2 separate regions of the Homo sapiens genome follow, and region 1 is linked to region 2. Evidence: chromatin loops called from intact Hi-C (ENCODE). Cell type or tissue: dorsolateral prefrontal cortex. All regions are shown on one strand. Links, peaks and the distances in the headings refer to the core of each region. The heading gives the core; the rest is flanking DNA.

Region 1 (5,375 bases), core at 226-5,225, 76 kb after region 2:
TTAATTTTTATTATTCTATATGTATTTTCCTTCCTCTGAATGATTTTTTCTTTTCAAAAATTGTAGTAAATACATAGCATAAATATATCATCTTAACCATTTTTAAGTGCACAGTTCAGTAAAGTACATTCATATTGTTATATAATCAATCTCCAGAAATCTTTTCATCTTACCAAACTGAAATTCTAACCATTCAACAACTCCCCATTTCCCCTTCCCTCAGGCCCTGAAAACCACCATTCTACTTTCTGTCTGTGTGAGTCTGACTTCTCTAGATGCCTCATATACATGGACTCATACTACATTTTCTTTATCCATTTATCTGTTGATGACCACTTAGGTTGATTCCATTATCTTGGCTATCGTGACTAATGATGCAATAAACATAGGGGTGCAAATAGCTCTTTAACATACTGATTTCCTTTCCTTCAGATATATACCCAGTAATGGGATTGCTGGATCATAAGGTAGTTCTATTGTTAGTTTTTTGAGGAACTTTCATACTGTTTTCCATAACGACTGTACTAATTTACATTCCCACCAACAGTGTGTAAGAGTTCCCTTTTCTCCACATCCTCACTGGCATCTGTTATTTTTCTTCTGGAAAATAGCCATCCCAACTGGGGTGAGATAATATCTCATTGTGGTTTTGATTTGCATTTCCCTGCTGATTAGTGAGACGGCAAGCTTTTTTTTTTTTTTTTTTTTTTTACTATGAATGTTGGCTGTTTTTCTGTCTTCGTTTGAAAGATAACTATTTTCAGCTAATTTGCCTCAACTCCATTATTTGTTTTTTTTTGCTGTTGAGTTGTTTGAGTTCCTTGTATATGCTGGATATCAACCTTCCATCAGATGAATAGCTTGCAGAATGGCTTTCTCCCATTCAGTAGGTTGTCTCTTTACTCTGTTGATTGTTTCCCTTTGCTGTGCAGAAGATTTTTAGTTTAATATAGTCCCATTTGTCTTTTTTTTTTCTTTCTTTTGAGACAGAATCTCCCTCTGTCGTACAGGCTGGAGTGCAATGGTGCGATCTTGGCTCACTGCAACTTCTGCCTCCCAGGGTCAAATGACTCTCCTGGCTTAGCCTTTTGAGCAGCTGGAACCACAGTCATGTACCACCATGCCTGGCCAATTTTTCTATTTTTAATAGAGACAGGATTTTACCACATTAGCCAGGCTGGTCTTGAACTCCTGACCTCAAGGAATCTGCCCATCTTGAATCTGCCCATCTTGGCCTCCTAAAGTGCTGGGATTACAGATGTGAGCCAGCACACCCAGCCATTTGTCTATTTTTTGTTTTTGATGGTGCTTCTGAGGTCTTAGCTGGGCCCTTTTTTGTTTTTGCTTTTGATGGGAGACTTTTTTTTGCAAATTCCATCTCATTACTCATAATTAGTCTGTTCAGATTTTCTATTTCTTTTGGGTTCAATCTTGGTAAGTTGTGTTTGTCCAGGAATTTATCCATTTCTGTTAGGATTTCTAATTTGTTGGTGTATAGTTCATAATCATCTTTTTTCTTTTTTCTTTTTCTGAGACAGAGTCTTGCTCTGTCCTCCAGGCTGGAGTGCAGTGGCGCGATCTCAGCTCACTACAACCTCCGCCTCCCGGGTTCAAGTGATTCTCCTGCCTCAGCCTCCCAAGTAGCTGGGACTACAGGCACGTGCCACTGTGCCCAGCTAATTTTTTTTTTGTATTTTTAGTAGAGACAGGGTTTCACCATGTGAGCCAGGATGGTCTCGATCCCCTGACCTCGTGATCTGCCCGCCTCGGCCTCCCAAAGTGCTGGGATTACAGGCATGAGCCACTGCACCTGGTCCATAATCATCTTTAATGATCCTTTTTGCATTTCTATGCTGTCAGTTACAATGTCTCCTTTTTCTTTTTTATTTTATTCCTTTATCTATTTTGAGACGGAGTCTCGCTGTGTCACCCAGGCTGGTGTGCAGCTGCGCGATTTTGGCTCACTGCAACCTCCACCTCCTGGGTTCAAGTGATTCTCATGCCTCAGCCTCCCGGGTAGCTGGGACTACAGGCGCCCACCACCACTCCTGGCTAATTTTTCTATTTTTAGTAGAGACAAAGTTTTGCCATGTTGGCCAGGTTGGTCTCTAACTCCTGACCTCAAGCAGTCCACTTGCCTCTGCCTCCCAAAGTGCTGAGATTACAGGCATGAGCCACCATGCCCAGCCTTTTTTTTTCTTTTTTTTTTTCTAGACAGAGTCTCACTCTGTCGCCCATACTGGAGAGTACGGTGGTGTGATCTCAGCTTACTGCAACCTCCGCCTCCCAGGTTCCAGCGATTTTCATGCCTTAGCCACCCGAGTAGCTGGGATTACAGGCGTGTGCCACCATGCCCACTAATATTTGTATTTTTAGTAGAGACGGAGTTTCACCATGTTGGCCAGGCTGGTCTCGAACTCCTGATCTCAAGTGATCTGTCCGCCTCAGCCTCCCAAAGTGCTGGGATTACAGGCATGAGCCACCACACCCAGACTGATTTTGTATTTATTTGGATCTTTTCCCGTTTTTTCTTGGTCAGTCTTGCTACTGGTTTGATTTTGTTTATTCTTTGAAAAAATTAACTTCATTTTGTTGATCAGTTTTATTTTGTCTCAATTTTATTTCTGCTCTGATCTTTTTTTTCCCCTTTTACTAATTTTGGGTTTGGTTCTTGTTTTTCTGCTTCCTTGAGATGCATCATTAGGATGTTTATTTGAAAATTTTCTACTTTTTTGGTATTAGCATTTATTGCCATAAACTTCTCTATTAATACTGCTTTTGCTGTATTCCATAGGCTTTGGTATGTTGTGTTTCTATTTTCATTTGTTTCCAGACATTTCTAAATTTCATTCTTTTTCTTTTTTTTTTGTTTTGAGACGGAGTCTCGCTCTGTCGCCCAGGCTGGAGTGCAGTGGCATGATCTCGGCTCACTGCAAGCTCTGCCTCCCAGGTTCACACCATTCTCCTGCCTCAACCTCCTGTGTAGCTGGGACTACAGGTGCCCGCCACCACACCCAGCTAATTTTTTGTATTTTTAGTAGAGATGGGGTTTCACCGTGTTAGCCAGGTTGGTCTCGATCTCCTGACCTCGTGATCCGCCCACCTTGGCCTCTCAAAGTGCTGGGATTACAGGCATGAGCCACCACACCCGGCTCTAAATTTCATTCTTAATTTTTTCATTGACCCATTAAATCATTCAAGAGCATGTTGTTTAATTTTCCATGTATTTGTACAATTTTGAAATTTCCTCTTGTTACTGATTTCTAGTTTTATTCCATTGTGGTTAGAAAAGATGCTTGATGTGATATCAATTCTTTTAAAATCTCTTGGCCTAACATGAGGTCTGTCCTATAGAATGTCACATGTGCTAATGAGAAGAATTATACTCTGCAGCTGTTGGATGAAGTGTTGTTAGGTCCATTTGATCTAAAGCGCAGTTTAAATCTAATTGTTTCCCTGTTGATTTTCTGTCTAGGTGATCTGTCCATGCTGAGAGTGAGGTGTTGAAGTCTCCAACTATGATTATATTAGAGTCTGTCTCTCCCTGTAGATCTTAATGGTGTTCCATAAGTCTTGCAGGTTTTCTTCACTCTTTTCATTTGTATTCCCCCTTTCCTTCTGGCTGGGTAATTTCAAACTACCTTTCTTCAAGTTCAGATATTCTTTCTTCTAATTGATCAAGTTTGCTGTTGAAGCTCTCTGTTGTGTTTTTTATTTCATTCATTGAATTCTTCAGCTGCAAGATTTCTGGGTTTTTTTTTTTCTTTCTCTTTTTTGAATTTTTTTGTTCATATTGTGAATTCTTTTTCCTAATTTCTTTGAATTGTGTGTGTTTTCTTGTACCTCATTGAGTTTTCTTAAGGTCATTATTTTGAATTCCCTTTCTGTAATTTGTTGATCTCCTTTTCACTGGGCTCTAGTTACTAGCCAGAGTTCCTTTGGTGCTTTTTTGGTGTTATATTTCCTTCCTTTTTTGTGTTTCTTGTGTCCTCATGTTAAGTGTCCATGCTTCTGGTGGAAAGATCACCTCTTCCAGACTTTCTGGAGTGGATTTCTTAGAGAAAGACTTTCACCTGCAGTTGGGTTTTAGTGTTCCAGTTGAGAAGGATGTGATGACTGTGTTTCCACTTAGGTGCAATGGTATAGTCTCCATGCAGCTTCTTTGCCTATGTTCAACATCAACAATAACTGGGAGTGCCTCAGTGGCCTAGACTATAGAAGTTTGTGCAGCAGCGGTGGTAGCATAGGTTGTTAATATCCTTAGCGTAAAGGGCTTTTTGGGTCTTTCTCTTCTCATTTTCCCCAAATGAGGAGACTCAGTCAGGGGGATCCCTCTTAGTGTCAGGTCTGGCATGGCCTACAAGTAGCTGCAGCAGTGCTGGGTTCTAGGTACTGGTGCTTGGAGCTTATGTGGCGTTGGGTTTCTAAGCTCAGAGTCTCATGAACCTATTGTGGCAGCTGGGTCTTGGGGTGCAGGTTCACTCTCCGTAGCATGGTTGGATGTGGACTGCCCTCCGGGCCAGGATCTATGATATGACTCTGTTGAACCCTCTATCAGCTCAGGTCAGGGGCCAGCTGTGATTCTACCCCTGGTAGGCAGAGCACAGCACTGGCCTCACCCTGGGCAAGAAGGGATGTTCTGGAGGTTTGGTTTCAGGGAGGAGGATACAACTAGAATTTGGGAACCTGAGTCAATAAGGCTCAATGGCAACTTGGGTCCCAGGGATTGATACACCATGTAGCAGTGACTCTACATGGTCCCTCTTTAGGCTTAGCAAATACCCGGGAATGGCAGAGTATAGCTGTGTTTTGGGCTACAGAGGGGCAGGGAACAGCAGAGCAATGACTCTACTCCCCAGGGAGAGGCGTATCTCAACAGCTCAGACTCTAGGGGGCTAGTGCAGCTCCAGGAAAGCAAGGCACTAGAGTTGTTTGGCCTGTAGGGCAGGGTGTCTCAGCTCAGACACTGCTCTTTTTCCCTGAAACACAGGGTCCTGTATCAGCTCAGCCTTGGAATGCACCCCCTCTCAGCTCAGCTAGGGCACCCATTCCCCAGGGGACAGTGTGCTACTTCAGCTCAGGCCCAGGAGGGTGTGACTGTTCTGAGTAGCCCAGGCATCCTTTCCCTGGAATGCAGGGAACCATATTATTTTAGCTACTGGGGTACCTCATTCTGGGGAGTCAGTGCACCGTTTCCTAGGATGCAGCCACTGGCTTCAGCTTAGGCACTGTGGAGGCATGACTGTTCTGAGCAGCCAAGATACTGTTTTCCTTGAAGAGAGCATACTGCTTCAGCTCTGGCCCAAGGGAGTGGGGAGAGGGGCAGGTGGATTAGCTTTACTTCTGCTTGACCCCCCTGGGAAGGGTGTAACAGC
Region 2 (5,375 bases), core at 281-5,280:
GTGATGTCGGAAACATCTGTTCCCCTTCTTTCCTCTCTCACAGCTCTTAGTACTGTGCTAAGGTTAATAAGTCCTTGGTACAGGGGTACTCATATCCACCCCCATGGCTTCAGTTACCTTTCCTATATGCTGATGACATCCAAATGTACATCTCCAACCCATGCATGAACTTTTCAGACCAAATCCTTGGCCTACAGCTCGGGAAACCTGCCTCAGTAGATGTCATAGTTGGCTCAAGCTAGAAACCTGTAAGTCATTCTTCACTCTGTTTCAACCCCCACATTCCAGCAGTGACTAAGAAATTGATCAGTTAAATATCTCTTTTGCATTACCTTCTCTCTCTCTCCATTGCCCACCACAGTTTAAGCCATAATTTCTTACTGGGACTATAATATCTCCCAGTTGAGACTGGGCACAGTGGCTCATGCCTGTAACCCCAGCACTTTGGGAGGCCATGGCAGGTGGATCACTTGAGCCCAGGAGTTTGAGATAGATCAGCCTGGGCAACATGACAAAACTCCATCTCTACCAAAAAAAAAAAAAAAAAAAAAGGCAAAAATTATCCAGGTGTGGTCATGCACACCTGTAATCATAGCTACTTGGGAGGCTGCAGTGAGCTGTCATAGCACCACTGCACTTCAGCCTGGGCAACAGAGTGAGACCTTGTCTCAAAAAAGAAAAAAATCTCCCAGTTAGTATACCTGATGCTAGGCTTGCTCTTCTCAAGCTTTTCACACAGCAGCCAGAGTGATCTTTCTAGAACATAAATCCAGCCATAGCACTCCTCTTTTCTGTTGTCCTTAGGATGATGTCCAAATTCCTTATCTTCTTCCCACATTGAACAAGGATAAGACCCTCTTCCTTGCTATTAATTCTCATGGTGCACCATATTTTCCTTGATCATAATATTGATCATGCTTTATCATAATTACCTGTTTCTTAGCTGGGCATGATGGTACATCCCTGTAGTCCCACCTACTGGGAGGCTGAGGCAAGAAGATTGCTTGAGCCAAAGAGCTCAAATCCTGCCTGGGAAACATAGTGAGACCCCTGTCTCTAGAAAAAAAGAAAATAAAATTGTTTTTCAAAATTATCTGTTTCTTCTCACCTGGGCGCAGTGGCTCATGCCTGTAATCCCCGCACTTTGAGAGGCCAAGCAGGGGCAGATCGAGGCCAGGAGTTCCAGACCAGCCTGGCCAACATGGCGAAACCCCATCTCCACAAAAATGCAAAAGTTAGCCAGTGTGGTGGTGTGTACCTGTAATCCCAGCTACTCAGGAGGCTGAGGCAGGAGAATTGCTTGAACCCAGGAGGCAGAGGTTGCAGTGAGCCGAGATCACACCGGTGCACTCCAGCACTCCACCCTGGGTGACAGAGCAAGACTCGGTCTCAAAAAAAAAAAAAAGTCTGTTTCTTTATATCTCTGCCAGATACTCAGCTCTGAGATCATGGACCATGTCTGTTTTGTTTACTGCTGTATCCTCAGCCCGTGGCACAGTGCCTGGTTTACAGTAGAATAATAAATGTGTAAGTTAATTTTTTATTTTAAGTGCACTTTAATAATTTTATATCTCATAAAAATGAAAAGGCCTCAAATGTGGCTCTCTGCTAAGTATGATTAGTCATATAGTAAATTATTTTTATAGCAGATCTTGTTTAGGTTGTGAACATGGGTGAGAAATTCCAGTTTCTGTCATTATGTCTGGTTCTATCAAGAGCCATAGAGATGAATGTTACCAAGCCTAAGGGTAAGTTAGAGAGGAAAACATGGGAGAAAACTGTAAAGAACAGAAACTCTACCACTTTTTTCCCCAACTAGTACTGCAATATATATCTTCATACATACATCTTTTTCTTTCCTTTGAATTATTACCTTAAAGTCAGATGCCAGAAATGAGAATTATTGGGCACAAAGGGATGAACATTTTTAAGGCATTTGAAATACTGCCAGATTATTTTCCAAACACATAATACTAACAAATAGTTCAGAGCAACATGCAAGGGTGTCTGTTTTATCACACTACAGGGAATTGTCATGAAAATCTTTTAGCTGGTTTAATGGAGGAAAAAATGGAGGAAAAAAAATTCATTTTTAGTTAAGGTTTGGTGTTTTTCATCTGATTATTTATGCAGCTCCTTCTGAGGGTGCATCCAAACGCTCACAGCCTTGTTTCAGAGGCTGAGAGGCCTGCAACCTCAGCGGCCTCTGGGGCACAGCACCTCTGTTGTGCAGCAGCAGGGAGGGGCAGTGATGGAGGGAAAACATAACACAGACCACACCATTGTTAGGGGATGAGGTTGCTGGGATAATGCTGTGAGAAGGGATGAAAAGAACGATTCTCCATTCTTGATTGTTGTGATTTCCAGGGATGAGCCAACAGCTCCAGTGCGGGAAGGGATGGGTCTTTACTGCATCCAGATGCTCCTTTTTCCAGTGCTGCCTCCGATTATTTCTGGTGAGAAGGGGTGGTGGATAACATAGCAGCTGAAACAGATTAACTTTTATGCCAGTTTCCTCCCTTTAAGTGATTGCCCTGGACCTGGGGACATTCAGAATTCGTCAGAAACCGTTTAGAAATAAGAATGTGGTTCAAGGTCCCTGGTGTGCAAGAGCCAACCTTCTGGAGTTTGCGTACCATTCCTGCCTTTATCTGTGGGAGCTGCTTGAGGCAAAGGGATCTTTCTTTCCTCTCCTTCCCTACTGCCACTGCCGTTGTTCAGGCCCTTATCCTGTTTTGTCTGGGCTTCCTGTTTCCCTTAATCTATCCTCATCTATGCTGTTGCCAAAGTGATATTTCTACTATGCACACTGGATCCTATCCCTCTCCAGTTAAAACTGTCAGTGGTCCGCCACTGCCTTCAGGATGAAAGTCAAGCTCCTTTTCACAGCTTTTTTTTTTTTTTTTTGGCATTTAACAATCAGATCCCAAAATGTCTTTCCTGACTGGCTCCCACCGCTTCTCTGGACTGTTCCAGGACCCTGACTAGTGCATGCACTCTGTAAGGTGCTTGTGCTGGTCCCTCCTCCTGATAGCCCTTCTGCCTCTGTTCCACCAGATTCACTCCTGATCCCTCATCTCCCTCCTCAAAAAGAAGTCTCCCTCAATTATCAACTCTCTGATGGATTTTCCCTGGTAGGTAATCAGTTCTGTTCCTGTAACCCTCTAGTAGCAACTATATACAAGATTGTGATTTCTATTATTATTTTCCCCTAAATCAGGAATTATCTTCCTTTTGTATATTCATATTTGTGGATCCCCAGCCCTTAGTACAATATTTGACACATAATAAATGCTCCAGAATATCTTTTTCTTCCTTCCTGCCAGGTTGTTTGTAAGTTCTTTTACCTTCAATGTGTTCTTAGTTTTAGAGTTAAAAGGAAATGTAATGTAGTTTAATCTTCTTCTTCTTTTTCTTGTTTTTTAATGGTTGACAAAACCAAAGCCCAGAAAAGAAAAGAATTCACCCTGGGATGATCAGCCAGATATAATGGCAGGGCTGTTTAGGGCTGATCTCCTTAGGTAACTTAAAAAGAACCTTGAAACAAAAGATTGCATCAGGAGGAAAGGAAGGAGCAAAGATTCGTTGCCAAGTTCTTTGCTGAATGCTTAATATATGTTACTTTTTAAAAAAATTATTTCTTCTTTTGATTGTGATAAAATACACATAACATAAAGTTTACCATCATAATCATCTTTTTTTTTTTTTTTTTTTTTTTGAGACGGAGTCTCGCACTGTTGCCAGGCTGGAGTGCAGTGGCGCCATCTCAGCTCACTGCAACCTCCGCCTCCCAGGTTCAAGCGATTATCCCGATTCAGCCTCCCGAGTGGCTGGGACTACAGCTGCCCGCCACCACACCCAGCTAATTTTTGTATTTTTAGTAGAGATGGGGTATCACCATGTTGGCCAGAATGGTCTCAATCTCTTAACTTACGATCTGTCCACCTTGGCTCCCAAAGTGCTGGGATTACAGGCGTGAGCCACTGTGCCCGGCCCATCGTAATCACTTTTAAGTGTATAGTTCAGTGACATTAAATGCATTCATATTGCTGTGCAGCCATTACCACCATCCATCTCCAAAACTCCTTTCAGCTTCCCAAACTGAAACTATACCCATTAGACATTGATGCCCTATTCCTCCGGTGGCCTAATAACCACTGTTGTATTTTTTGTCTCTCTGAATCTGGCTACTCTAGGCTTGCCATGTAACTTTGTCATATAAGTGGAATCACATGGTATTTTCTAACTGCTTATTTCACTTAGCTTAATGCCCTTAAGGTTCATCCCTGCTGTAGCATGTGTCAGAATTTCCTTCCTTTTTAAGGCTGAATAGTATTCCATTGTATGCATGTACTGTGTTTTATATCTCCATTCATCCACCAGTGACATGTGGGTAGCTTCCACCTTTTGGCTCTTCTGACTAATGCTGCAATGAACATAGGTGTAAAAATATTCCGTTTGTGTTCCTGCTTTCAGTTTTTTGGGGTCTGTATCCAAAAGTAGAATTACTGGATCATATGGTAATTCTATTTTCAATTTTTTGAGGAATTGCCTTACTCTCTTCTATAGCAGCTGCACTATTTTATATCCCCACCAACATTGCACAAGGGTTCCAGTTTCTCCATATTCTCACCAACACTTATTTCTATTTTTTAAAGTAGCCATATTAATAGGTGCAAGGTAGTATTTCATTGTTTTGATTTGCATTTCCCCAATGATTAGTGACATGAGCATCTTTTCATGTGCTTCTTGGTCATTTTGTATCCCTTCTTTGGAGAGATGTCTATTCAAGTCCTTTGTCAATTTTTAGTTAAGTTGTTTGTTTTTGTTGTTATTGTAGTTCTTTATATATTCTAGTTATTAACCCCTTATAATCCTGTACTAGTCAGTGTTCTCCAGAGGGACAGAACTAATAATATGTATATATGAAAGGGAGTTTATACATATTTCATAATATGTATATTATGAAAGTAAAGAATTGGCTCACACAGTTATAATGCAAAGTCCCACAATAGGCCATCTGGAAGCTGGGGAAGAGAGAAGCCGGTAGTGGCTCAGTTTGGGTCTGAAAGCCTCAAAACCAGGGAAAACAACAGTGCAGCCTTTAAGTCAGTCCCAAAGGCAGGACACCCACCCCCTGGCCCCCCGTGCAAGTCCCAGTGTCAGGCCAAAGAACCTGAAGTCTGATGTCCAAGGGCAGGAGGAGCGGGAGGAAGCATCCAATATGGCAGGGGGAGGGGGAGTGGGGAGAAGGAAGCCAGAAGCCTCAGCAAGCAAGCTTATTCCACCTTCTTCCGCTTGCTTTCTTCTGGCCATGCTGACAGGCAGTAGGATGGTGCCCAACCATATTAAGGGTGACTCTTCCTTTCTCAGTA

Evidence for each region. Peaks named below come from ENCODE experiments on the same cell type or tissue, not always from the same donor. Only the 100,000 strongest peaks of a DNase experiment are listed, where the experiment ranks them.
Region 1: a loop joins it to region 2, with 3 times the contacts of the local background. A loop is called at or near these places in 11 of 110 quality-filtered maps.

The regions. Positions count from the first base shown.
Region 1 is chr11:78,240,000-78,245,374 of GRCh38, reverse strand. All of the region lies in intron 3 of GAB2 (GRB2 associated binding protein 2), which reads left to right. Among named protein-coding and RNA genes, the nearest start is that of USP35, 54 kb to the right of the region's middle. In dorsolateral prefrontal cortex, for the core only: no CTCF peak of the experiment used is centred there; no DNase peak of the experiment used is centred there; H3K27ac peaks cover 1,878 bases.
Region 2 is chr11:78,315,902-78,321,276 of GRCh38, reverse strand. The region is part of intron 1 of GAB2 (GRB2 associated binding protein 2); the gene reads left to right. It overlaps LOC105369402 (a long non-coding RNA gene), which reads right to left. Exons shown (of 3, transcript XR_950343.4): 3 at 798-2,453. Among named protein-coding and RNA genes, the nearest start is that of GAB2, 99 kb to the left of the region's middle. In dorsolateral prefrontal cortex, for the core only: a CTCF peak has its summit at 2,349; DNase peaks (open chromatin) are centred at 1,481 and 2,286; H3K4me3 peaks cover 2,204 bases; H3K27ac peaks cover 5,000 bases.